Linked DNA regions of Homo sapiens: regions 1, 2, 4 and 5 are each linked to region 3. Evidence: chromatin loops called from intact Hi-C (ENCODE). Cell type or tissue: HCT116. All regions are shown on one strand.

Evidence for each region. Hi-C counts contacts between places; a loop is a spot of excess contacts. Peaks named below come from ENCODE experiments on the same cell type or tissue, not always from the same donor. Only the 100,000 strongest peaks of a DNase experiment are listed, where the experiment ranks them.
Region 1: a loop joins it to region 3, with 6 times the contacts of the local background. A loop is called at or near these places in 50 of 110 quality-filtered maps.
Region 2: a loop joins it to region 3, with 5 times the contacts of the local background. A loop is called at or near these places in 4 of 110 quality-filtered maps.
Region 4: it touches region 3 in a loop (3-fold over the local background); 49 of 110 quality-filtered maps call a loop at or near these places.
Region 5: a loop joins it to region 3, with 2.2 times the contacts of the local background. A loop is called at or near these places in 4 of 110 quality-filtered maps.

The regions. Positions count from the first base shown.
Region 1 is chr10:4,510,815-4,515,814 of GRCh38, forward strand. It overlaps the pseudogene RNU6-163P. Among named protein-coding and RNA genes, the nearest start is that of LINC00703, 130 kb to the left of the region's middle. RefSeq lists an enhancer at 3,757-3,806. In HCT116, a CTCF peak has its summit at 2,188; a DNase peak (open chromatin) is centred at 2,197.
Region 2 is chr10:4,172,032-4,177,031 of GRCh38, forward strand. LOC105376368 (a long non-coding RNA gene) reads left to right here. Exons shown (of 4, transcript XR_930587.4): 4 at 1,942-2,426. Among named protein-coding and RNA genes, the nearest start is that of LINC00702, 69 kb to the right of the region's middle. In HCT116, a CTCF peak has its summit at 2,319 (motif pointing right); a DNase peak (open chromatin) is centred at 2,350.
Region 3 is chr10:4,654,581-4,659,580 of GRCh38, forward strand. MANCR (mitotically associated long non coding RNA) reads right to left here. Exons shown (of 4, transcript NR_024475.1): 2 at 4,873-5,000; 3 at 3,021-3,145. It overlaps LINC00705 (long intergenic non-protein coding RNA 705), which reads left to right and starts at 1,576. Exons shown (of 3, transcript NR_015425.1): 1 at 1,576-1,740. In HCT116, a CTCF peak has its summit at 2,188 (motif pointing left); a DNase peak (open chromatin) is centred at 2,181.
Region 4 is chr10:3,195,594-3,200,593 of GRCh38, forward strand. No RefSeq gene overlaps it. Among named protein-coding and RNA genes, the nearest start is that of PITRM1, 25 kb to the left of the region's middle. In HCT116, a CTCF peak has its summit at 1,941 (motif pointing right); a DNase peak (open chromatin) is centred at 1,998; H3K4me3 peaks cover 561 bases; H3K27me3 peaks cover 1,566 bases.
Region 5 is chr10:4,389,641-4,394,640 of GRCh38, forward strand. All of the region lies in intron 1 of LINC00703 (long intergenic non-protein coding RNA 703), which reads left to right. LOC105376372 (a long non-coding RNA gene) reads right to left here. Exons shown (of 6, transcript XR_001747337.1): 2 at 1,970-2,315; 3 at 453-517. Among named protein-coding and RNA genes, the nearest start is that of LINC00703, 7.9 kb to the left of the region's middle. In HCT116, a CTCF peak has its summit at 2,239 (motif pointing right); a DNase peak (open chromatin) is centred at 2,231.

The DNA.
Region 1 (5,000 bases), 140 kb before region 3:
TTCTAGTTTAAAATGTAGTTTCACTATTCATTGGACACTTTAAATTCTCCAATAAGATGATAAATATCAGTTGCCATAGAAATGTTACTGCTCGAAATGTTATTAAAAGTAGGTTTTTGTTATCTGGCAAAACTCACTATAGGGATTATTATTGATAATGATAGGGAGATTCCTTGTGAGATGAAGTAAGAAAGAAGGAAACTGGCATTTGTCAAGGGACTAGGAATGCCCACTGCTGTTCCTTGTTTTGCAGGCATGGTCTCATTTACTTTGTTTCACCAAAATTGCAGGTGAGTTTTACCCCCCATTTTATAGTTGAAGAAATTGAAACGCAGAGACAAAATATTCTGTACAAGATCACAGAGCCGAGAATGTGGGAAGCACCGAACTAGGTGACTTTCAAACCTTTGAACTCAACATCACCTTCTCTCTCCAATAATCCAGAAAGGAATGCATGATTTAGCTTCCAAAACAGAGCTTCCAAAAATTAAACACACTATTTACTGAGAGTTGATAGGATTCTACAGAACAATAAATCTCTTAAAAAACATTAAAATGAATTGTAAAAACTACTAAATTTGCTCAGAGCTGTCACTTCATTTTATAATTACTGGGAAATATGATATCATGGATCGACAATGTCTGCCCGCAGGTGATTTGGCTTCAATCTAATGGAGTTGCAAGAGAAATGAATACTGGAAATTCAATTTCTGCTTCTTTGGTGGAGAGGTTTAGTTGTTTCTCTGCCTTGAGTCCCACACTGTGACATCATTCTAATAGAAATAGAAGAACGGCTGGCCAAATTTAGGACATGCATGAACTTTGTGATTTCATACATTTGAAATACATTCAAATCTTTAGAAGTCCGTTTGTGAACTATAAAATAAAAGAACATTACTTCCCTTTTCCAAGAAAAGTGCCTCCCAATGTCTTCTTGGACGTGATATTTCCTCCACAAAATCAGGCTTCAATGAGCTAAGTGTGAGTAAATTAGAAACATATGTACCAAATGGTCTCTGTTATAAACTCCTTTATTAAGGAAACACTCAAATGCTCTAACAATGAACAGGACAATCTGAAGATTTCGGTACACATTAAACCTGCTTAAAAACTCCTAATTCAACACCTTTATGGGAGTATAACTTAACTAGAGTGCACCAATTCTAACGCTTAGTACTCAAGTCATTAGCTCTTCTTAAAACCAAGTCTAAATGCAATTTAAGATAAAATACTCCTTTGTAGCAGTCCCTCCAAGCAGCAAAGTCACCTCAGAAGGAGACAATAAATATATAAATACAAACCAACACAAAAAGCAAAATTCAAAGAAGGAAAAAAATCATACTTTTGATCTGGGCATTTCCATTCAAGCTTTTCTGAAAGGTGAAAGAGGTGGGATAGTTTTTCTATTAGAAATGGCTATCAGAATTTTTCATGTTTGTCTTAGAGAAACTGAAATTGATTTATGTTTAATAAATAGCACGCAACACAATGCAAATACAGAAAAAATCTACAACACATTGTATGTAAATATCAACACGTTGTCAACTCCTCAATACATCTCCCAAGGAATTTGCACTCTGACTTATTTTCATGTTATTGGGAACGGATTACAATTGTTTTCCCGTGCATTTGAGAATGCTTGTGATCCCAGAAGATATACGTTAGAATCTTTACTTTGAGAAGATTTGGAATGACAATAGCTGTCATTCTCTCTTACTTTTAAGTATAGTTTTATGCATGATCTATAGATCTTAAAAAAATTCAAGAAGTTTTAAAATCCATAATTTATGTCTCAATTCTTACTCTATATATTCTTATATCAGCAGCCCTGGTATACCATAACATCTTTGACAAACCCTGGGTTCTGTTCACCTTATAAGGCATCTTCTCCAATGGAATGCAGCCAGCCCTGTGTATTTCATCAACCTTCAAAGATCAGTTCTGTTTCAGTGCAGGATGACTGTGTTTTGGCAAGAAGCAACGAAGTCTTGAGTGTGTGGAGGATTTAAAAATCAATCTAATCTTTCATAACAGCACCAATGGCCCTTTTAGTTTTAATGTCCCCAAATAATAAAGGATGGTTGTTGAACTGGATATAGCAGGCTTAGCAGATTGTTTTTCTAATTGGTGTTTTTTTCATCTTAACTTCAACCTTGGCATTTTCCTTCTGGATTTGAACACAGCATTTCCTCAAGTGGGCGCCAGAGGAACTTGAGAACCCCAGCCTTTGTGCACGGCTGTGCAACCTGGACTTTGTCGAGACAGGAGTGCATTACCATGACATTTAAGGAGGAGAACAAGCTGCTCTGAATTGTGTCAATCTCACTTGTGATCTATTTTTGAACAATGTACTAGAAAGATATTCCCGTTCACACAGAACTAGTGATTTACCCTCTGGTGGATTCTACCCCTCCAGCTACTTGGCGATAAATAAAGCCAGAGTGGAGAGAGAGTGTAAATAAAAATTAACTGTACCCAATTGGCTCCCCAATGCTTTCATTTATGCATGCTTGTTTGATGAGGTACTTTTCTATTTTTTTTTTTTTTTTGAGATGGAGTCTCACTCTGTCTCCCAGGCTGGAGTGCAGTGGTGCAATCTCGGCTCACTGCAAGCTCCGCCTCCCGGGTTCACGCCATTCTCCTGCCTCGGCCTCCCGAGTAGCTGGGACTACAGGCACCCGCCACCACGCCTGGCTAATTTTTTGTATTTTTTAATAGAGACGGAGTTTCACCGTGTTAGCCAGGATGGTCTCGGTCTCTTGACCTCGTGATCCACCCGCCTCGGCCTCCCAAAGTGCTGGGATTACAGGCGTGAGCCACCGCGCCTGACCTTGATGAGGTACTTTTCAAGTCTTCTTAATTGCCATATAAAATAAGGCCTCTGGTAATCAAAAGCCCTAAAAAAAATGTTGGGGGGGGGTTGTCCACCTTGGTTGGGGAGGGTTGTCCACCTTGGTTGGAGGGGGTTGTCCACCTTGGTTGTGGGGGGGTTGTCCACCTTGGTTGTGGGGGTTGTCCACTTTGGTTGTCTTCAAATTTTCCTTGTTGGTTTTTCACTTTCCAACTTCATTGCCATTTCAGTAACTCCTGGGGGTATATGGCACCCCGCAAACCTGGCGCTGCCATGGCCGGACAGAGAATCCAGGAGCTCTGATCCTCCCACCAATACCTACTGTGGTGTGGAAACTCTCCTGTCTCTTTTACTGAGCCAAGATAATGTTAGACAGCCTTCAAAGAAGTGCTTTAACAATTAAGAGAGCGAAAGAAATATATGTATAGAAAGAGAAAGAAACAGAGACAGACAAGCAGATACACACACACACAGAGGGAAAGAGAGAAAGCTGGAGGGGAGAGAATAGATAGGAAGAAATATAGAGAGATATATAAAGAGACAGAGAAATGGAGAGAGACAGATACATACAGAGAGAGATAGCAAGAGGGAATAGAAAGGGAGAAATGGAGAGAGAGGAATAGAGAGACAGAAAAATAGAGAGCAACAGATAGGGAGAGAAAAGCAAAATAGAACAGCAGTGCAGTAACACAGTATAAATTCCTAAAACAGTGTGTAGCCACACATTTATTTGGTCATCACTATGTACTGGTTTTTGGACGTCTGTCTCTTTATTCCCTTTGTCCTGAGTGGCTTGCTGTGGACATAGTCTCTATCTGGTTCTTGGGCTAGTGGTACTCTCTCTCAGGGAAACAGTGGCTCCACCCCTCGGCTCTACGTGAGTCTAGGGACTTCGGGCCTGGAAGTTGGAGACCTTCCTTCGTTTCACAAAATCTGCACCACATCAGGTTTCTCCTGCCACTAAAAGCAGAAAACAGCTCTTCCTTTTTCTGCGTCCGTGGGCGGTAACTGGCTGCCCTTTCAGTTCCCGTTTCCCGTCTAGGACGTCCTAATTTTGAACAGAACAAACAGCACTTGCAACACCCAACCCATCAGGAAATCCCGTTGTCTCTGCCTTTGGAAGATCCAGAACCTCATGGATTGTTACCATTTCCCAGCTACTCACCATTGCAGCTGGAAACACCGTCCTCTGTCACTGGATTCCCACGCGCACCCGCCAGCTCCCCTGCTCCAGAGCCTGGCTCCTTCCGCAGCAGCGAGAGGGTCCCCACGCAAGCCAGCCTCAGGTGCTCACTTCAGCAGCACATCTGCTAAAACTGGAACATACAGAGAAGAGGAACCTGGCCCCTGTGTAAACATGACATGGAAATTCATGGGACATTCCATATTTTTATGAATATACTAAAAGCCGCTGAATTGTAGGCATTGAAAATAATACATTTTATGGCATGTGAATTATATCTCAATTCAGCTACTGTAAACTAAATAAACAAAAGTAAACCATGCCCATCCTCCGCTCAAAGCCCTGCAATGGTTATTTCATTCAAAGTAAAGTCTATGTTCTTAAAAAAGCCAAAAAGCTTCCTGTGATCTAACATCTCCCATTCCCATCATTTACAATCTGATTCTTTCTCTAGTTATTTTTCCCCTTACTTCAGGCGGATGCCAATTTGCACTGTTCCAGGAATGTGCCAGGTACCTCGCCCCCCTAGCTGTCCCTTGTTAAGAACCCCTGCAAAGACAGGGTGGACTCGCGGCCCCCAAATTTGGTTCAATGTTGAGATCAATGATGCCACACACACACACACACACACACCAAGACAGTATAACAAGGTGTATTTACATAATGGCAGAACAGGGCAAACCTCTTAAGCAGGTCTCAAACAGTGTGAAAGAGCAAGGAAAGGTGCATAGCTGGGGGTTTTACTGTGGTGAGCAGGGGGTTGGGGTTGGGTAAAGGTGCCCAGATTGAGGGCTTGCGTGATCTGAATCTCCTGCCAGTGTCCAAGTGGGAGCACTTGAGCTTTCTTCTCAGCTTGTCCAGATGTGGGACAAGCTGAAGAGAGGCCCAGGACAAACATTTGGCCAGTGAGGCTTAAATGTTTTCAAGCAGCAGAAACTGGAGTCAGCCTCTTTATCACACAGCTAT
Region 2 (5,000 bases), 480 kb before region 3:
ACTGTCATACATCTGCTTTGCAGCTTTTAAAAGTGTACTGACAGAATTAGAAAAAAAAATCTTAAAATTCATATGCACTCAAAAAAGAGGCTGAATAGCCAAAGCAACCCTAAGCAAAAAGACCAAAGCTGGAGACATTATATGACCTGACTTTAAATTATACTACAAGGCTATAGTAACTAAAACAGTGTGGCACTGTTATAAAAATAGACACATGGATCAGTGAAACAGAACAGAGAAGCAAGAATGAAGCCACATACCCAACTGATCTTCAACAAAGTCAACAAAAATGTACATTGGGGAAATGACATCCTATTCAATAAATGGTGTAGGGAAAATTAGATAGCCACATGCAGATGAATGAAAGTAGACTCAGACCTCCCATCATATACATAAATTAACTCAAGATAAATTAAAGACTTAAATATCAGTCCTCAAACTACAAAAGTCCCAGGAGACAACCCAGAAAAAACTATTCTGAACATTGGCCTAGGCAAAGAATTTATGACCATGTCTTCAAAAGCAAATACAACAAAACAAAAATAGACAAATAGGACTTAATTAAACTAACCACAGCAAAATAATAGTAATAATAATAATAATAATAATAATAATCAATAGCTAAAACGTAAACCTGCAAAATGAAGAAACATATTTGCAAACTATACATCCAACAAAGGTCTAATCTAATCTCCAGAATTTACAAGGAACTCAACTCCACAAGAAAAAAAGCAAATAACCTAATTAAAAATTGGGCAAAGAATATGAACAGACATTTTTCAAAAGAAGGCATTCATGTAATCAATAAACCTATGAAAAAAAGCTCAACATCACTAATCATCAGAGAAATTCATATTAAAACCAAAAATGTGACACCATCTTACACCAGTTATAAGGGCTATTCTTAAAAATTTCTAAAACCAATGTTGGCAAGAATGTGGAGCAAACAAACCCTTATACACCATTGGTGGGAATGTAAATTAGAATAACCTCTAAGGGAAACAGCATGGAGATTTCTCAAAGAATTAAAAGTAGAACTACATTCATTCCAGCGACTTTACTCCTGGGTATCTACCAAAGGGAAAGAAATCGTTATATCAAAAAGAGAGCTGCCCTCATGTGTTTATTGCAGCACTATTCACAATAGCAAAGATAGGAAATTGACTTAACTGTCCACCATTGGATAACTGGATAAAGAAAATGTGGTGTATATATACCATGGAATACTACTCAGCCATGAAAAGAATGAAATTGTCTTTTGTAGCAACAGGGATGGAACTGGAGGCCATTGTCCTAGGTGAAATAACTTAGAAATAAAGTCAAATACTACATGTTCTCACACTTAAGTGGGAGCTAAACAGTGGGTACACATGCACCTACAGGGTGGAATAATAGACACTGGAGACTCCAAAATGTAGAAGGCTTCGGGAGTGTGAGTTGAAAAATTACCTACTGAGTACAACATACACTATTCGGGTGATGGGTACAATGAAAGCCCAGGCTTCACTGCCGTGCAGTGAAAAATGTCTGTTCATGTCCTTTGCCCAATTTTTAATCAGGTTATTTGCTTTTTTTCTTGTAGAGTTGAGTTACTTGTAGATTCTAGAGATTAGATTGGACCTTTGTTGGATGCATAGCTTCCAAATATGTTTCTCTATTCTTCAGATTTATGTTTTCTCTAAAACTGCAGGTTCATGTTTTCTCTGTGGGTTTATGTTTTGCACAACCACCATGTTTTCTTTTTAAGATTTTTTTTGAAGAAATCTGCACTTGTACCCCTTAAATCTATAAAAATTTCACCATGTTTTTGAAGTGTGCCAATGTTTTTACCTTACGAATTTTTTTTTAAGTGTGATGATGTTTTTACCTTTTGCGTTATCCCTTTCATTACAGGTTTGTGTCTTCAACAAAATCCCTTCATAATTGTTTCTTTTGCTTCAGACGAGAGAAAAAGTCGACACCTGCTTTCCTTCTGCCATCGTCGCTGGGAAGTGTCCTCTTGTCCATCTCCTGTCCAGAGGCGCCTTCCTGCTGTGCCCCCCGGAATATGGCTCTTTCTGATTTTACCAGCCCTTTTCACATCACTGCACCCAGGGGAAACGTCCTCTCCCCAGCCTCCTAAAGTGTGGCCATGCTATCTCCTTCCTGAGACACTTTCCTCTGGAGATTGCCCTGCTGTGATAGCCTAGTCATTGCCATCCCGGACACTCATGGTACCCTGTACCCGAACCAAATCAGAGCACTTTGACACAAGGCAGCCTCCAGGCAGGGGTCACCCTGGGATTGTAAGATCCATGTCACTCCAACAGAGCCTCTTCCTTCCCTCTCACTGGTTTCTGCCAACAGAGGGCGGCCAGGCACCACGCCCATATGCCTTGAATCTGAGCTAACCACCATGTAGGATCTAAGAAAAATATGCTTACCAGATGATGTTGGCCAGGCGCAGTGGCTCACGCCTGTAGTCCCAGCATTTTGGGAGGCCAAAGCCGGCGATCACTTGAGGTCAGGAGTTGGAGACCAGCCTGGCCAACATGGTGAAACCCTCCGTCTACTAAAAAAAAAAAGTGCCGCTTCAAAAAAAAAAAAAAAAAGCCAGGCATAGTGGCATGCTCCTGTAATCCCAGTTGCTGGGGAGGCTGAGGTGGGAGAGTGGCTGGAACCTCGGAGGCGGAGGTTGCGGTGAGCTGAGATCGCACCAGTGCACTCCAGTCTGGGTGACAGAGCGAGACCATCTCAAAACAAAACAAAAAAAAAAAAAAAAGAAGGAGAGATGATGCTGCATGCCTGGTATTGCGATCTCAAAAGAGTGATCATTCTACATACATTCTTAGCAAAACCTTCTGTTTTTTGCAAACCTCAATAAATTATTGTATGTGCGTCATAAACTGCTGTAGAATTTTGTCCAGGCTCAACACCAGAATTTCTCCGTGAAAATCAGGAAAACAGCCAGTCTGTGGCACTTCTTCCTTTCCCAAAGAATCGTCAGTTTCCTGCACACGTGGAGGTTCCCGAGGCAGCACAGGGCCTTGTGTTTCTGGAAACATTGACGTGCAAGCCCTGATCCAGCCCATGTGAACAGGTTAACCTCACCTCTCCCAATTGGGGAGGTTATTCTCTCTGGTGAAGAAGATTTAAAAACCGTGGAACAGAGCAATTTTGTTTTCTGTCTGCCCCATGTCACCTTCACGCCTTGCCCAAAATGATTTTGTCAAAAACCCAGTGAAAACAACAAGTATGTTTTGTTGTGTTTGTGTGTGTGCTGTTAAACTTTCTGACAGGCTTCACGTATTCTGCACTTAAACTTTCTAGAAAATGTTCCTACAAGTCCATGTGCCTTTGAATATGTCCATGGTTAGATTGAATTTATGGAAACCCCGCTTACATACACTGGTATTTTAAAATATATCTCCCCATCCATTCTCTCTCATTTTCGGTTTTTTATATTTTGGATTGTTTTAAGCCTTGTTATTTATAAACTCGTGAGTTAATCTTTCCATTTTTAAGGTGGTAGAACCACTTTCATAGAGAATAATTGCATCATGACAGAAGTTGCTGCTTGCTCAGAAGTGACAGAGCATGAATTTAAAGTTAGGCCTGTCTGACTCCAGAGCTGGCATGTGTAGACGCTGACAACAAAGTGCAGACACATGTGTCCTGTCCCTGTCTTGGTGTGGCTTGGACATTGGGATTATAGCGGGCTGTCAAGGTTGAGAACCACTGGCCTGGAGCAGCTCAGGCCACCTGACAGCTGAGGGTTGGAGGAGGACATCCAAGATTATTCCACAGACCTCCATGTGGGCCTGAGTTGCAACCTTACACCCATAGAAGGTAGGACAGGGAGATGAGGGACCCCAGCCTTGAGAGGAATGAGTGACAACAGCTTCAGCTGGCCCCTGCTCAGCTTCTTCTGTTACCATAGACATGACTTGGGTTTAGAAATAAGTGTCCCCTCAGACTCGAGTTCAGCAGATGGTGTGAGGGAGACAGAGAAATGTGGAATAAGAAGGGGAACAGACAGTGGCCAGGGCTTCAGGCTGCTGCTGGGCCCTAGAACACCAAGTTCGGGTTGTTATTTTGGTGATTCAGAAGCAGAAGTTTCAAAGAGGGAAAGTTAAACCAGTGTGCAGCCAATCAGGATGCTATTCAAAGAACACTTGGTAAACAGCAGTGTCTAGGTTTTCATTGTTCTTCCTCCCACTTGTTTTTAGAAGCTGCAAGACCACACAAATTCTGGGTGGACCAAAGAATTCTTATCCTCAAAGGGAGAGAGAACATTATTGGCTTTGCCAGTTCTTTAGTGCACAGATCAAAGACTCCAAGGACTGCTGGGCGCGGTGGCTCACGCCTGTAATCCCAGCACTTTGGGAGGTCCAGGCGGGCAGATCACTTGAGGTCAGGGATTCGAGACCAGCCTGGCCAACATGGTGAAACCTCATCTCTACTAAAAATACAAGAATTAGTCAGGCATCACTGCATGTGCCTGTAATCGCAGCTACTCGGGAGGTTGAGGCAGGAGAATCACTTGAACCCAGGAGGCGGAGGTTGCAGTGAGCCGAGATTGTGCCATTGTACTCCAGCCTGGGAGACAAAGTGAGACTCCTTCTCTAAAAAAAAAAAAAGACTCCAAGGACAATTGGCATGAGAGGAGATGCAGTGTGGCTAGTTCATTCGTTTCTGAAAAATCACCAGATTAAAGTGAATGGGGAACTGAAATTTTTTTAAAAAAAGAAACTTAAAAAAGATGAATCATGAATTTTTTGTTAAAAATATTTTGATGAAGAAGCCAAACTGGATGAAAAAAAAATAACTGTGTCCTTGACAGTCTAGAAGAAGGTGGCATGAAATGGCCTGCCTGTCTTTGTGTGCATGTGGCTAAGTGCAATACTTGTGTGTACATGTGTGCATTAGTGTGTGCATGTGGCTATGTGCAATACTTGTGTGTACATGTGTGCATGAGTGTGTGCATGTGGCTATGTGCAATACTTGTGTGTACATGTGTG
Region 3 (5,000 bases):
CTTTTTGATTTATTAGGCAATTTTAAATAGTTTGATTACTACTTCTTTCTGTGTTATATGCACTGTCAATCTGTTCTTCCCTTCAATGGCTGGTTTGTTGTTTTTACCTCAGAACATTCGGTCAAGTGTTTCAGAGGTTAAACTCTATTTGTATATTTATTGCCTTTATGACTTGTACTTTTTCTTTATGGCCTGATTTCGATAATTCTTTTCTCCTTCACAGACCTAAAGAGCTTTTTCTATATTTTCTTCTACAATGTTGAAGTTTTATTTTTTACATTTAATTTCACATTGAGTAAAATTTATTTTTTATCTGTTGTGAACTAGAGATCTGCCTTTTCCATGTGGATATCCAACTTCCCAGGAATATTGAAAGAGAAGCAAATCTTTTTTTTTTTCTTTTTCTCTTTTAGTATACAAAAGGATGTAACAAGATCCCTAGGACAAATCTGATGTTAACTGAATTAAGTGGATTAGTATTAAATTAACTGGCCCGATAATTACAGGAAGGCATTATAAGTCCCTAGGGAGCCCAAGGAGGGTGAAGCCTCATGCCCCTTTGGGTAGTAATACAGGGACTAACTATACTCCTTGCTCCCACAGGACAGAACATTCTCTAGGTTTTTCATTCCCGACTCAGTAGCACTCAAAGCTTTTCTTAAGGTAAATTAAAGTTATGGAGAAAGGCATCACTCTGTAGCCACTGTTTTCCAAGAGTAACATTCCAAGGCAGTATCTAGGGAGCCAGCAAAGATTCTGTCCTGTCTACCATTTTCCCATGAATGACATCATAATAGAACCTCCCGGTCTTATTGCCTTTTCTTATTGGTAACAAAAGATGACAAACTAGGTAATTTATATTAAAAAGTTTATTTAGCTCATAGTTCTAGAGGCTGGAAGTCCACAGTGCCGGCATCTGTGAGGGCCTTCTTGCTGCCTCACCTCATGGCAGAGGGCATCACATGCTCAGAGTGGGAGCAAGGGAGCCAGGGAGAGCTCACAGGCACAAGAATAACGCTGCTGTGATAATAAACCCACTCCTGGGACAGCAACATTCATCCCGTCATGAGAACAGAGCCCTCATTCATCCATTCATCTCATCATAGGGGCAGAAGGATTACATTTCTAACACATGAACTTTTGGGGGACACATTCAATACCTAGCACTCCCAAAATATTCACTAAGAGTGAGAGTAAATTGATTTAATTTCAGACTGTTCTTGGCAGTCCATAAGTAGAGATTTCCAAGTTTTACAATAGAGAATTAAAATGATTGAAAAATATTCTAAAAAAAAAAAAACAACCTGCAGAAGAAAGCTAGAAAATCAGAAGATGAAATATTTTTTAGGCATAAAATATGCATGCAGTTTATAGACAATGGAGATGTGCTAACTCTTGAAAACGTGCTTCGACATCTCAAATTGCTTAAGGCTTTTGCAACAAAATAACTTACCAGTGTCAGGCCATGGTAGAATATGAGTTCACAATGAATTTTTATGCCTGGGTTTCTGTGACCCAAGTTATGCTGAAGAATATGAGAGACACCACCTTTTAAAAATTTTTACATAGCCTGCGGCCACTGCAATTCGTTAATCCCTTTGGAAAATTGCTTAAGCCTGGCATGTTTTGTAATGAACTTTATCTCTTCACTACCAAAAGTCGTAAAAAGGAACTTCAGTGAGGAAAGAAACACAATTGATAATTGAATATTTCAAAGAGATCAGCATTTTAGAAAACTGGGTATGTATTAATATGCTATATCTGACATATGACATGAAAATGACATATATAATATAATTTTGTTTATACTATTATATATTTTATACATTTTGTGTTATAATACATTTTGAATATATGTATATATATACACATACATATATACACACACACAATATATATAGGAAAATAAAATTAAATATTATCAGAATGTTTATTTCTTGATGATGGGAATTTGAGTGGTTCTTTTTTTACTTTATTTCTATTGTTATTCATTTGGTATTTTCCAAATTTTGTTCAGTGATTTTTTATTACTTTTACAATGATAGACATTATGTTTGGAGGCAGAAAAAAGAAGGGAACAGACAAGAAACGTTCATTTGAAAATTCTAAATGCAGAACATACCTGAAGTCAAAGTGTCCCCCGTCACTGAAAAACCAAAGCCACCAATATCAAAGAAGCGTGGGCCCTTCCGCCCCCTACTGTCTATCTTCAGTAACTGTCCAGTGAGTCTCCGCCTTTTGTTAGCAGGAATCTAAGAATCTCCTGGGAAGCTTGCTGTTTGCAAAATTAGGAAATCTTGAGCTACATCCTCAGATAATCTGAGGCTGGATACCCTCAAACTATACTGTGAGAAACATCATCAAAATTAAGTTACATGACGTGATCACAGCTATAGTAATAAAATCAGAAAAAATATGGACATCATATTTAGAAACACAAATTGGCAACGAGATTTCTTTCAGTTTTAAAAAAGTGTATTAGTATATAACATAATATAGTATGTATTAAAATAATATACATTTAAGGGTATATAAATATATGCTTAGTACACATTGTCAGTATTAATATCAATACATTACCTTTTATACATATGTATGTGTGTTTGTTTGTGTATTTATGCACATGCAGCTTTATATTTGCCTATGTAGTTGTATATATGTAGAGTGCATAGTATAGTGTGGATGTGTGCGTATGTGGTATGCATATACCACACACACAGAGTCCTGCACATACACACACAGAGCCATGCATCGTTTAACAATGGGGATACATTCTGAGAAACGCATCCATAGGTGATTTTGTTGTTATGCAAACATCATAGTGTGAACTTTCACAAAACTAGACAGAAGAGCCTACTACACACCTACTGCTGCTAGGCAACAAACATGTACAGCCTGTTATTGTCCTGAATACTGTAGGCAATTGTAACACAATGGTATTTACATATCTAAACATAGAAAAGATACAGTAAAAATATGGTATAAAAGATAAAAATGATGCACCTGTGTAGGACACTCACCATGAATGCAGCTTTCAGGACTGGAAGTTGCTCTGGCTGGGTCAGTGAGCGAGTGGTGAGTGGATGTGAAAGCCTTGGACATTACTGTATGCTACTGCAGACTTTACAAGCACTGTACACTTAGACTACACAAAATGTACAAAAAAATTTCTCTCATCAATAATGAATTAACCTTAGCCCACTATAACTTTTTTTACAGTATAAACTTTTCACTTTGTTTTAACTTTCTGACTCTTGTAATTACACTCCACTGAAAACACAAATCCACTGTATAGCTGAACAAAAATATTGTCTCTTTTTATATCCGTATTCTATAAGCGCTCTTATATTGTTTAATTTTTTAATTTTTAAACTTTTTTGTTAAAAACTAAAACACAAACCACACAATAGCCTACACCTACACGGGGTCAGGATCATTATCACTGTCTTCCACCTACATTTCTTGCCCCATTGGAAGGTCTTCAGGGGCAACGTCACGCATTAAGCTGGCATCTCCTATGATGACAATGCCTTTTTCTGGATAGCTCCTGAAGGAAGTGCCTGAAGCTGTTTCACAACTGACCTTTTAATAATATATTAACATAAAGAGTACAATCTAAAATAACAATAAAAACTATAGCATATTAAACTAGTAACCTAATCATTTATTATCATTGTCAGGTATTATGTGCTATACCTTATTGTATGTGCTGTATTTTTATATGACTGGCAGTGCAGTAAGTCTGTGTACACAAGCATCACCACGAACACAGGACTAATGCATTTTGCTACAGTCTTACAGTGGCGACTGCCTGATGAGTTGGCAGGAGTTTGCCAGCTCCATTATAATCTTGAGGGATCACCATGGTATATGTGGTCCTTCGTTGAACAAAACGTTGTTATGCTGTACACGACTGTATGTACTTTTACAAATAATGCTGCATTTGTCTTTTTAGAAATTATCAAGATCCTAACCTGCGATTAACATCTGCATTTTAACTCTAAAGCTGATAAAAGCTTTTCCTCACTTTGAAGTTATTTGAAGTAGCAGGTTTTTTAAAAGATGACATATATAAGTTCTTAAAAATCATTATTTACTAATTTCAGCATTTCTTCTGAGCTAAGTTTAATATTGTAAAATCTCACAAGCAATTTATTTAAGGTCAGTTAATGACATTGAAGCCAAATTCCTTTTTAAAATACGCTCTCAGTTGCAATTGAACACAGTTACACGTGCCTCTTTGAAGGAAAACGTAGGCACAGTGATAAATGCAGCGTTTCCTTACCCATAACCAAATAGAAATAGCTGCATCAACATTCCGAGCCCAGGACAAATAGGGCTGAAAAGAAAACAAGAAAAAATCATCAGTTTGGCAGCAAATCCACTGTCACTATACTCCCTGGCACTTGCCTTTGGCCTGGAAAGCACTTGTCAATAACGGCTTCTTTGTTTTCTGAGACGTCATCTGTAAATACTGAAATATTGAAACCTAGTCCAGGCTTTGATACCGCATTCTTAAACCTGTTTTGAAAACCTGAGATAATTGCTTTAAAAATGCCTTCATCTATCTGTTATTTGATTTAGAAATACATTGGATTAGGTCTTATAAGTCAAGCAGAAACTTGTCTTTTTTTTTTTTTTTTTTTCTAGACGGAATCTCACTCTCACCAGGCTGGAGTGCAGCGAGCAATCTCGGCTCACTGCAGCCTCTGCCTCCTGGGTTCAAGCAATTCTCCTGCCTCAGCCTCCCGAGTAGCTGGGATTACAGGTGTGAGCCACCACACCCAGCTAATTTTTGTATTTTTAGTAGAGACAAGGTTTCACCATGTTGGTCAGGATTGTCTCGACCTTCTGACTTCGTGATTCACCTACCTCAGCCTCCCAAAGTGCTGGGATTATAGACGTGAGCCACCATGCCAGGCCGAAACTTGCCATTTTTAAACATACACACTTGTCCTTTATGTGATGTTCTCCTGGTGCTGAATCTGTCTGCCATTCCC
Region 4 (5,000 bases), 1.5 Mb before region 3:
ACTCTGTTTCTTCTTCTACAAAACGACAATGTTCACGGAAGAGCTCCTGGCTCAAGCGTTATCAAGATTCATGAGTACATACAGGTAAAGCACCCAGCACAGAGTATCATATAAATGCTTGTTGCTATGAATATCATCCTATTCCCTGGTGGTGTTTGGGGAACCTCTTTTCCCTTCTCTCCCGGGTAGATTCGCCTGCAGTGAGTGGGAGTTCTGTGGCTCCTGGGGTCATCGGCTGAGTCCCTCTCCGGCTTCTCCTTCCTGACTGTGAATTGCTGTGTGGCCACGCTTGGGTGTGTCTCTCTCCATTCTCTGTTGCTCGTGGCAGCTGTCGCTTTGGAGTCATGATTCCAGTTGGAACTGAGAAGCAAATACTGCCCACCTGGCCATGGACACTGGCTGCCCGTTCAGAAGCTGTCCAGCCACCAGCAGCTGCCCTCTGAACGACTGCCTTCTAGAATGTCTAGTTTGCCAAACATCAATTTGTTAAAATTACAGGTTTATTGTTTCTTTGAAACCAACTTACCCCACATCAGGCCACAAACTGAATATGTAATTCCAGGGTACTGAGCCTGGCTGGTGTTGACGCTGCTTCACTTTCTTGTTTTCTTTTTTCTTTTCTTTTTCTTTTTCTTTTTTTTTTTTTTGAGATGGAGTCTCACTCTGTCACCCAGGCTGGAGTGCAGTGGCACGATCTCAGCTCACTGCAGCCTCTGCCTCCCAGGGTTCAAGCAATTCTCATGCCTCAGCCTCCCAAGTAGCTGGGACTACAGGCGCCCGCCACCACATTCGGCCAAGTTTTGTATTTTTAGCAGAGATGGGGTTTCACCATGTTGGCCAGGGTGGTCTTGAACTCCTGACCTCAGGTGATCCGCCCATCTCGGTCTCCCAAAGTGCTGGGATTACTGGTGTGAACCACTGCGCCCGGCCAACATTTCACTTTCTAAAGCCACATTTTTAAGGTACGCAGCCCACGCTTCATGCCGGGCCTGGGAGGGGGTTCCTGGTTGTAAACCTGTCTCTGACCTCCCAGCTGGCTCAGAGATGTCCCCAACCCAGAGTCCAGAGGACAGCCCACTTTGGGGAGGAAGCTCGCTTGGGGTCCTGGGTGTAAAGCCAGCCAAAGCAACACCACATTTCTGGCCTTGGCTGGAAAAGGGCAGCTGAGAGCATCACCCCTGTCTGCCGGCCACGGTCTTCTCTCTCCTCTCAGAAACGGGTCTTGGATCTCTTCAGATCGTGTGTCCATCAGGCTAGACTGGGAACCAGTTTTCAGTTGTAGCCTTTCTAAAGAGGCGTCACTATTGTTTCTGTTTCTATTTCAGCTTTCTATCACGTTCCCTCAGTCCAGGGAGACCTGGGCATGGAATTCCCATCTCAGCTCGGCCTCTGCCGTGGTCTGCAACTTGCTGGCGGTCTCCCAAGAGTCATCCCAGCAAACGTGGGGGCTCTTTTGTCCTGTTATGTGAATGGCCACCACGGGGAACATTCCCGCCCACTGGGGCCTGTGGGGGCTGTGTTCACCCCGGGGTGGGGAGGGGGGTCTGGCCCTGCAGGTGGGTCCTCAGGCCCCAGGCAGGGGTGTCCTTGGATGAGCTGTCCTGCTGGGGGGCCATGCAGAGCTGCCGAGGAGAAGGAACAGGCAATGAGGCCGAGGCCAGGGGCGTCCCCTCGCTTCCTTCCAAGGCTTCCTTCCGGGACCTCTCATCTTGGAGGCTGCTTTTTCTTTTGGTTCATTTCATCTGGATTTTACCAAGGAGAAAAATGCACTGGGGGAAGCAAGGAGTTACAGGCCGAGGGCTGAGTGGTTTGCTTTAGTCCTGCACACCCCAGACACCCCGGCCGCTTTCCCAGCAGTCCAGGAATTAATTCCAGGAATGCTCTGCGTCCCAGCCTCCTGCAGCGGGACTCTCTGTCCGCTGCTTCCAGCCGAAGGCCACCGGAGGGCAGCAGAGGCCTGGCTGAACCGGGCCGGGCGCTGCCGAGACTCTGGGAACGTCTCCCACTCAGTCTCCCTCGTTCTACAGCTGGTAGCAGGCAGGTGCTGCTGGTTCCTTCCATCAGGAGGGAGTGACCGCTGACCATTGCGTTACCACATGGAGCAGCGAAAGGAGACGTCCCCATCAGGTCTTCCAGCAACGGCAGCTCAGAATTTTCACTGGGATCTCTCAAAAATGCATTCATTTAAGGGATAGCTGTCTGTTTGTGGATTTCTTAGGGTTGAGTCATTACACGAGGCTTATCAGGGACAGGGATCAGTGCTTCGGTGTCACTGGTGAAAAGAAGCTCATAAAACAACTTTCGGGATTAGCTCATTCGCCAGTGATTGCGACTGTGGCAAACCACACTGCCCCCAGCACGGCGGGTGTCAATTATGTGACACAGACTCTAAAACGAGGTGATGTTAAAGAGGCTTCATAAAATTGTCTTGTATACAACTCCCAGAATATTACTTAGGAATATAGTTCCACTGAGTGCAAATGCAGTCAATATTTATTTGAAAATGTGAAAATCTAGCCAATTGGATATATGCAGGTGATTGAGATAATTCAAACTTTAATGTCTTTTTGAATATTGCATTCTCTTGTTTATTCTTTGGCATTTAAACCAGTCTGAAGCTCAGCTGATTCTCATGATTTAGGATTGGAATGCCCAGTGTTTCAGGTGAATCGTGTTTAGGGCTAATTTGGGCTCTGAGAAGGGCCCATTCGTTACTTAAGAAGTGCTTGGTTGTCTTAGCCAGCTCGGGCCGTGACAAAATACCGAAGACTGAGTGACTTCAGCAGCAAACAGGGATTCCTCACAGTTCTGGAGACTGAAGTCTAAGGTCAAGGCACCGGCAGATTCACTTGCTGATGAGGGCCTTTTCCTGGTTGAGAGAGGGCACCTTCTCACTGTATCCTCACATGGGGGTGGGGGAGAGAGAGAGAGGAGAGACAGAGAGAGGAGAGGGAGAGAGAGAGAGCTCTGCCCCCTTCCTCTTCTTTTTACAGCGCTGGTCCCATCGTGGGGCCCCAAGTCATAGCTTCATCCAACCCTCATTGTCTCCCCAAGTTCCTGCCTCTAAATACTGCCATATGAGGGGCTTGGGCTTTGACATGAATTTTTGGGGTGAACACAAGCATTCAATGCATGCCCAAGGGGACACTGGTGGTCATGTGATGGCCGAATTGTGTCTCCCAGGAAATCCTACATGGAAGCCCCAACCCCTGGGACCTCAGATTATGACTGTATTTGGAGATAGGGTCTTTAAAGAGGTAATTAATGTAAAATGAGGCCATCAGGGTAGTCTCTAAACCACAGGGTTGATGTCCTGATAAGAGGAGGAGATTCGGATGCAGGTGCACACAGAGGGACGACCCTGTGAGGACACAGGGAGAAGACGCCGTCTGCAAGCCATGGAGAGGACTCAGGATGAACTGGCCCTGCCCACACCATCATCTCAGACTTGCAGCCTCTAGGACTGTGAGAAATACCTTGCTGGGAGTTAAACCCCCAGTCTGTGGTGCTTTGTGGCGACAGCCCTCGTGCACAGAGACACCAGGCTGGGGAAGCGTGGCTCAGCCTTGAAGAAGCAGCAGAGAGATCACACAGATGGAGACAGATGTGGGGAAGGGATCCAGCCACTGGCCTCAGCTTTTCTGCACCCCCTTAGCTCCTGCTGACCTGGAGGTCTCTCCCAGCCTGGGTTTAGTTTTAGTAGAAATCGGGGCAGCTTTCTCACACATTCAGGCAGAACAAACACAGAACAGACGGTCACGTGCACGGATGTCATGGGGCAAACTGAAGCACAAACACACACGGGCCTCACCTGCCCAGCGCAGCCCCAGGGTCCCCAGTCTGGTTAGGGTCCCTGGCTGGTTAGGGTCCCTAGCTGCTTAGGGTCTCCTCCACTGTCAGGGCAGGTGAGGCCCATTTGTGTGTCTGGGCCGGGACCAGAGTGAGAATTCAGGTTGTGGTGTCAGCAGGCGAACAGGGAGGTGAGGAGGGCAGCTTGCAGGGACCAGCAGGTAAGGCAGAAGAGGAACTTCAGACACAGAGAAGTAAATGAGGAAGCAAATCGCAGCACACAGAGGCATCTGCGGGGCTCGTTTCTGGAAGGCTGAGGATGGAGGAGTATGTGTGTGGTCTCAACCATGCGTCAGGAAACCCACTGAGTCAAAGCTGCTCGCCCTGGCTCAGGTGCTGCTGGCTGCTCCTGGCTGCCTTACAGCCTTCTAAGAGCCCGCTGGAAACTCTCCAGACCTGGCGGCAAGCAGGTCCCTAGGTGTCAGGACTCATGGCTGCAGGCTTATTCCCTAGGCTCAAGGCCACCATCCTGCGAATGAGGCAAACGATTGGAGCCCTGTCCCATCTGATCATAACTGATGCTTGCAAGTCTTATAAAACAAGTAAAAACTGAGCACTTACTGTGTGCCGGGTGGTCTGTTTGGGGTTGAAAGCATCCACATGAACAAGACATCCTTCATCAGCCAGAAGGGTGGATTCTTTTGGAGGGAAGGGGTGCCAGGTAGCTGGTTGTGCAGGGGATCCTTGTAGATGGCCAAGACATAAAGCCCACCTTTCCAGGAAGCCAGACGCATTGCTCCTGGCGTAGTGCTCGGCCCAGCTGTCGAACTTGCCCTGCTCATTACTGAGGACTCTGACTATATTGGTCTGCTCTCACGCTGCTAATAAAGACATACTGGAGACTGGGTAATTTATAAAGGAAAGAGCTTTAATGGACTCGCAATTCCACAGGGCTGGGGCGGCCTCAAAATCATGGTGGAAGAGCAAGGGACGTCTTACATGGCAGCAGGCAAGAGAGAGCTTGTGTAGGGGAACTCCCCTTTATAAAACCATCAGATCTCATGAGACTCACTCACGATCAAGAGAACAGCACAGAAAAAAAACCCACCCCCATGATTCAATTACCTCCCACTGGGTTCCTCCCATGACGCATGGGAATCGTGGGAGCTACAGTTCAAGATGAGATTTGGGTGGGGACAGAGCCAAACCCT
Region 5 (5,000 bases), 260 kb before region 3:
GAGCTCCCCTAAGACTGCAGCGCCACGCTGGACACTAAGCCTCCCGCAGGTCCTCCAGTGACCATGCCAGTGTTCCTAGCCCTCAGGGATCCAGCAGCTTCTGTTCCAGGTGAACACCTCTGGGCTGTGTCTCTCCAGATGAACCTGTCTCTCCAGATGTTGGTGCTGTAGTTTGCTTTGCAACCTCAGTTCTCTGATGGCTCTTATAAAGTTGTTTTCAGTTTTTCCAGATTTTTTCTATTGTAAGGACAGAGTGACAGCTCCAAGTTCTTTCATGTTAAAACTGAAAACCTAAGCCCATACATATTGTATTTTAACAACTGTAGACATATGATTAAACTTGGACATTTTTAGATTAAATATCTTCCCTTAACTAGAGAGCTTACTTGCCAAGATGATGCAGTTATTAAGTGGTATAGAAAATACCTTTAAAATTACACCCAAGCTCATACCTGTAGCTGATAGTGAGTCAAAACTCCACAGATTTTCCAAGTCAAGTCAGTAGGCTTGCTAGAGGCTGGGAAGACAAGAACACAACATCTAATCTTGTCATCAAATTAAAAAGAACATGACGTAAGTATTGAAGAGCCGGGGCAGGCATCTGAAGAATATTAAAATACCCTTGTGTTAATATGAGTAGGATATAGTGAAAAAGTTAAATAGACAGAAGATGAGTCCAGGAAATCACAAGATACCAGGGATCCTGTCTTCATCCAGAGTTTATGAGTTCCTCCTTTTATGACATGCAGGACAAGTGAGCCTGTGGGGGCAGAGCTGATGCACATGTTCAGTAGGGGAAGAACTCACCTCATTTAAGGACACAGCTCTCAACTAATGATGCCATCAGTATGTTGAGTAATGCATCAAACATTATTAACTATTCCAATTAGATAAATTTTAGCCAAGAGGATTTAAACACATGTGGAAATGCTTGCGTAGACAAGCATTCTCATAGATAAAAATTCTACAATTTACTAAAAAGGGGAACTTTTTGAAGCCAACTTTTAGGCACGCAATGGTGAAAACAAACCAAGAAATTAAAAACTCAGAATGGTTTACTCGTGTAGTGGGGGAAGTTGTATTTCTAATCAAACTCACTTGGATTCAAATCCACTTTTGATTTTTACTCATCATACTCCTTAATTTGCTTAATCAATCTGCTTTCTACCTTCAGCTATGAAATACGCCTCCTGTGTATACAGCATAAGAGTGCTATGAATTATCCTACATCCGTTGAAAATTATTAAAAAGTTACTGTGATTCCCCCCATGATCTGTAGTATATTTGATGTCTGGAGTCATACTTTAACCACCTCTGCATCGCCAATGCACAGCCTAGTCTATGGCCCTGGACAGCGTCCAGTGAAAATTTGATGAACTAAATGTCCTCCCTCCTCTGACCATTTTAAACATTGCAAATTAATGTTCTTAAACTCATTCTTCTTTATTCACTATAAAATAACATGTTCACTACTCTGTACTCTACAAGGCATCATAGCAGTCACCAACAATAAATAAATAAATAAAAAGGTAGAAGGTAGTATCATCCTCTCAAGGAACTTACACTCTATCTGCAGAGATAAAAACACCTACACAGGTGTTTATTAACAACCCTGGGTGAGAGCTAATAAAGTACCCAATGAGTAGAGCAGATGTTGTACTGGTATCTATGTCTTACTGCATATGTGACCCAGAAACAAAAACAGGACTCAACCTGCATTCAGTAAAAAGGAGATTGATTGACTCACAAAACTAAAAGGTTAAAAGAAAACCTGGCACCAGACAAAGATGCTGCAGGGCCTGTCTTTGTCTGGGGCTCCATATCACCTGACTGGCTCCATACCCTGCTCTATATGGTGGAGTCTGGCGTCTTTAGTCTCACGTCACAATGGCATCCAGTCTAGAGTAACAGGGAAACTCTCTCCTCCAAAAACACACACAAGAAGTCATGCCCCTCAAGTTTCACTCACCTTATTGCCTTGCTTTGCATTATGTTATTATCAGGCACCAGTTCCTGTGGCTAGAGGGATTGATTATTGCTGATCAAATTCCCCCAGATCAATGCTCATTTCTGCATCTTGCAGATGGACTTGTCCCTGGAAGAATGTTATGAAGACTGTGGTAGGACAGTGCATTTGCTTCTCCTGAGGATCTTGTTAAATGAGATTCAGATTCAGCAGCTCCAAGGTAGAGCCTGAAGTTCTGCCTTTCTAACACCTCCGGGGGGCACTGCCGCTGCTGGGCTGATGCCACACTTCATTTTAGTTAGCAAGGGATTAGAGGAAGTGTTCCCCAGGGACTGCTGGAAAGTTCTTGCTGCAAGAATGAAGGTGGACAATGAGTGGTAGAAATAACAAATGCATATTCAAAGTGAGGGTTGAGAAGGGTAGCCCAGAGTGAGCTGAGGGCTGGTCACGAGTGGTCTTATTAGGATCCTGTGTGAGAGGGTGGCTTGGGAGCCAGGCTTCCCAGCACGGGACTCACATCTTCCACCAGCTACTCTGTGCCTGTTTCCTCCACTGTAAGATTGAAATGATAGAGCTATTATGTCATAGGGCTGTTAGAGGATTAAATTAGTTACTATTTCTAAAATACTTAGAATAATACTGTACATATACAATGTACTCTAAGTTTGCTCAGATGAAAATAACTAAAATCAGCTACATATAAAATAAGTATTTATTGGGGGTAGTGTTTATTTTTTAATTTCTTTTTTGTGAGATGGTCTTGCTCTGTTGCCCAGGCTGTAATGCAATGGCTCAAACACTGTTCATTGCAGGCCCGACCTCCCAGGCTCAAGCAATCCTCCTACCTCAGTCTCCTGAGGAGCTGGTACCCACCCACCATGCCTGGCTATTTCTCTGTTTTTTTTGTATTTTGTTAGTAGAAACAGGGTTTCACCCATTGCCCAGGTTGATCTCAAACTCCTGGGCTCAAGTGATTCGCCCACCCTGGCTCCCAAAGTGCTGGGATTACAGGCATAAGCCACCGCACCTGGCTGGGGATAGTGTTTAAAAAGGCAATATCAATAGGCTAGAGTTAGTGGTTCTCACACTTTAGCATGTATCAAAATTACCTGGAAGGCTTGTTAAAAGAAAGACTGTTGGGCCTCATTCCCGGTGTTTCTGATTCCACAGTTCTCAGGAAGTACCTTAAGCATGTCACTTCTAACAAGTTTTGCATTGATGTTGATGCGGCCGGCGTGGGGACCTAAGTTTGTGAGCCATCAGGCTGGACTGCGTGTCTCAAACAGGAGGGCACATTGAATGGGGACGAGGAACCCAATCCGACACAGAGTGAAAAGGATCTTAAACGCTGCATGTTGAGATAAAGTCTGCAGCTGAGAAAATGATGCTACATGATCATTTATATTCTCCTAACAATTTTTATTCCTACGGCTTGCCGCTGCATAGCAGTGACATAGGGAAATGCAACGAACCAGCAGAAGTGCCTCATTGGTGTTCTCCATGCTTGAATTACCTTCTCAGATTATAAGTTCAAGACATAGAATTCTCCCCTGTTTCCTTGAAGACCTGGTGATTTAATATCCATTCAATCTTCCAGTCTTTGTAATCTAACTTCCATCATGCATCTCCAGGTCAATTAAACACAGTAAAGAAGTGGGAATTAGGAGTCCTCTCTTCTAGCTAAAGCGAAGCCTCCAGCAAAGTCTTGGGCACAGCCCTCAACTCTCCACAGACTCAGGATCCTTGTCAGGTGAAGACGAAAATAAACCACCTCTACGTTCTCTTTCTCCACGCAAAGCTCCAGATTCAGCACTGTGGGATTTGAGTAGCCCATTCTGTTCTCCTGCCTACCTGCCTGCCTGCCTGCCTGGTTATAAAACAAGAAAGACGTTTCTAGTTATAGAACCTTTATTCCAATGTGAGCCATTCATGTTCCATCGAGAAATGTGGAATTTGACATTGAAAATTAACAAGTATAGGTTCCTTTGGCAGCAGAACCTGGTCAATGGTGACGCTCTGAAGTGTGGATTTATGAGGTGGTCCAGCGCCCCTATGTCTTAGGGACTGGCCTTTTAAATTTCACAAATCCTATCAGAAACACTTCCCACACTCTTCATATTTTTTGGTTTATGTTAATTGTGTTTAGGGTCTATTAAATGCAATGACAAAAGCAGCAAATTGTATTTCTACAACTTCATTTTTCCCTGATATATTTTTGTATCCTTAAATACAAATGATTCGCTGAACCTGACATCTGTAAATACACTGAATAAAGGGAGATATAAGTATACAGGACAAGTACCATAGCCTTCACTACAGCAATCTCATTAGACTCCACCCCAATTTTCCAGAGAATTCTTGTAAATGTGGGAGAGTGTTTTATTTTCCACTAAATGTGGGATTAAGATTTAAGCAATTTTATAAAAACCTTCAAGGACAGACTGTCTTGTCATATAAAGGATTTGAGGGCGATCTAGTGAAGGGATATCTTGATAACGTAATAAACTAGACAATCTCCTGAATACACCTGAATTTTAAAAATACGCTCCCTTGAGTGATAGTGCTTCTAACCCCAGTAACTTGTGGTAATCATTTTCTTCCACTCCTCATGACTTTGGCTATATTTTTTTTCCTAGGAGAGATCGGCCTAGTCATCCTTGTTGCCTTTGTTTATTTTTAAGTATAAATGTCCCTCTAGAAATGAAAATACATCCTTCAGATATATTGTTTAAAAAGGACTGTTCAGGGACAGGTGTGGTGTCTCATGCCTGTAATCCTAGCACTTTGGGAGGCCGAGGCGGGCGGATCACTTGAGGCCAGGAGTTCTAGGCCAGCCTGGCCAACATGGTGAAACCCTGTCTCTACTAAAAATACAAAAATTAGTCAAGCATGGTGGTGCATGCCTGTGATCCCAGCTACTTGGGAGGCTGAGGCAAGAGAATCGCTTGAACCTGGGAAGTGAAGGTTACTGTGAGCCAAGATCAAGCCACTGCACTACAGCCTGGGCGACAGAGCAAGACTCCGTCTCAGTAAA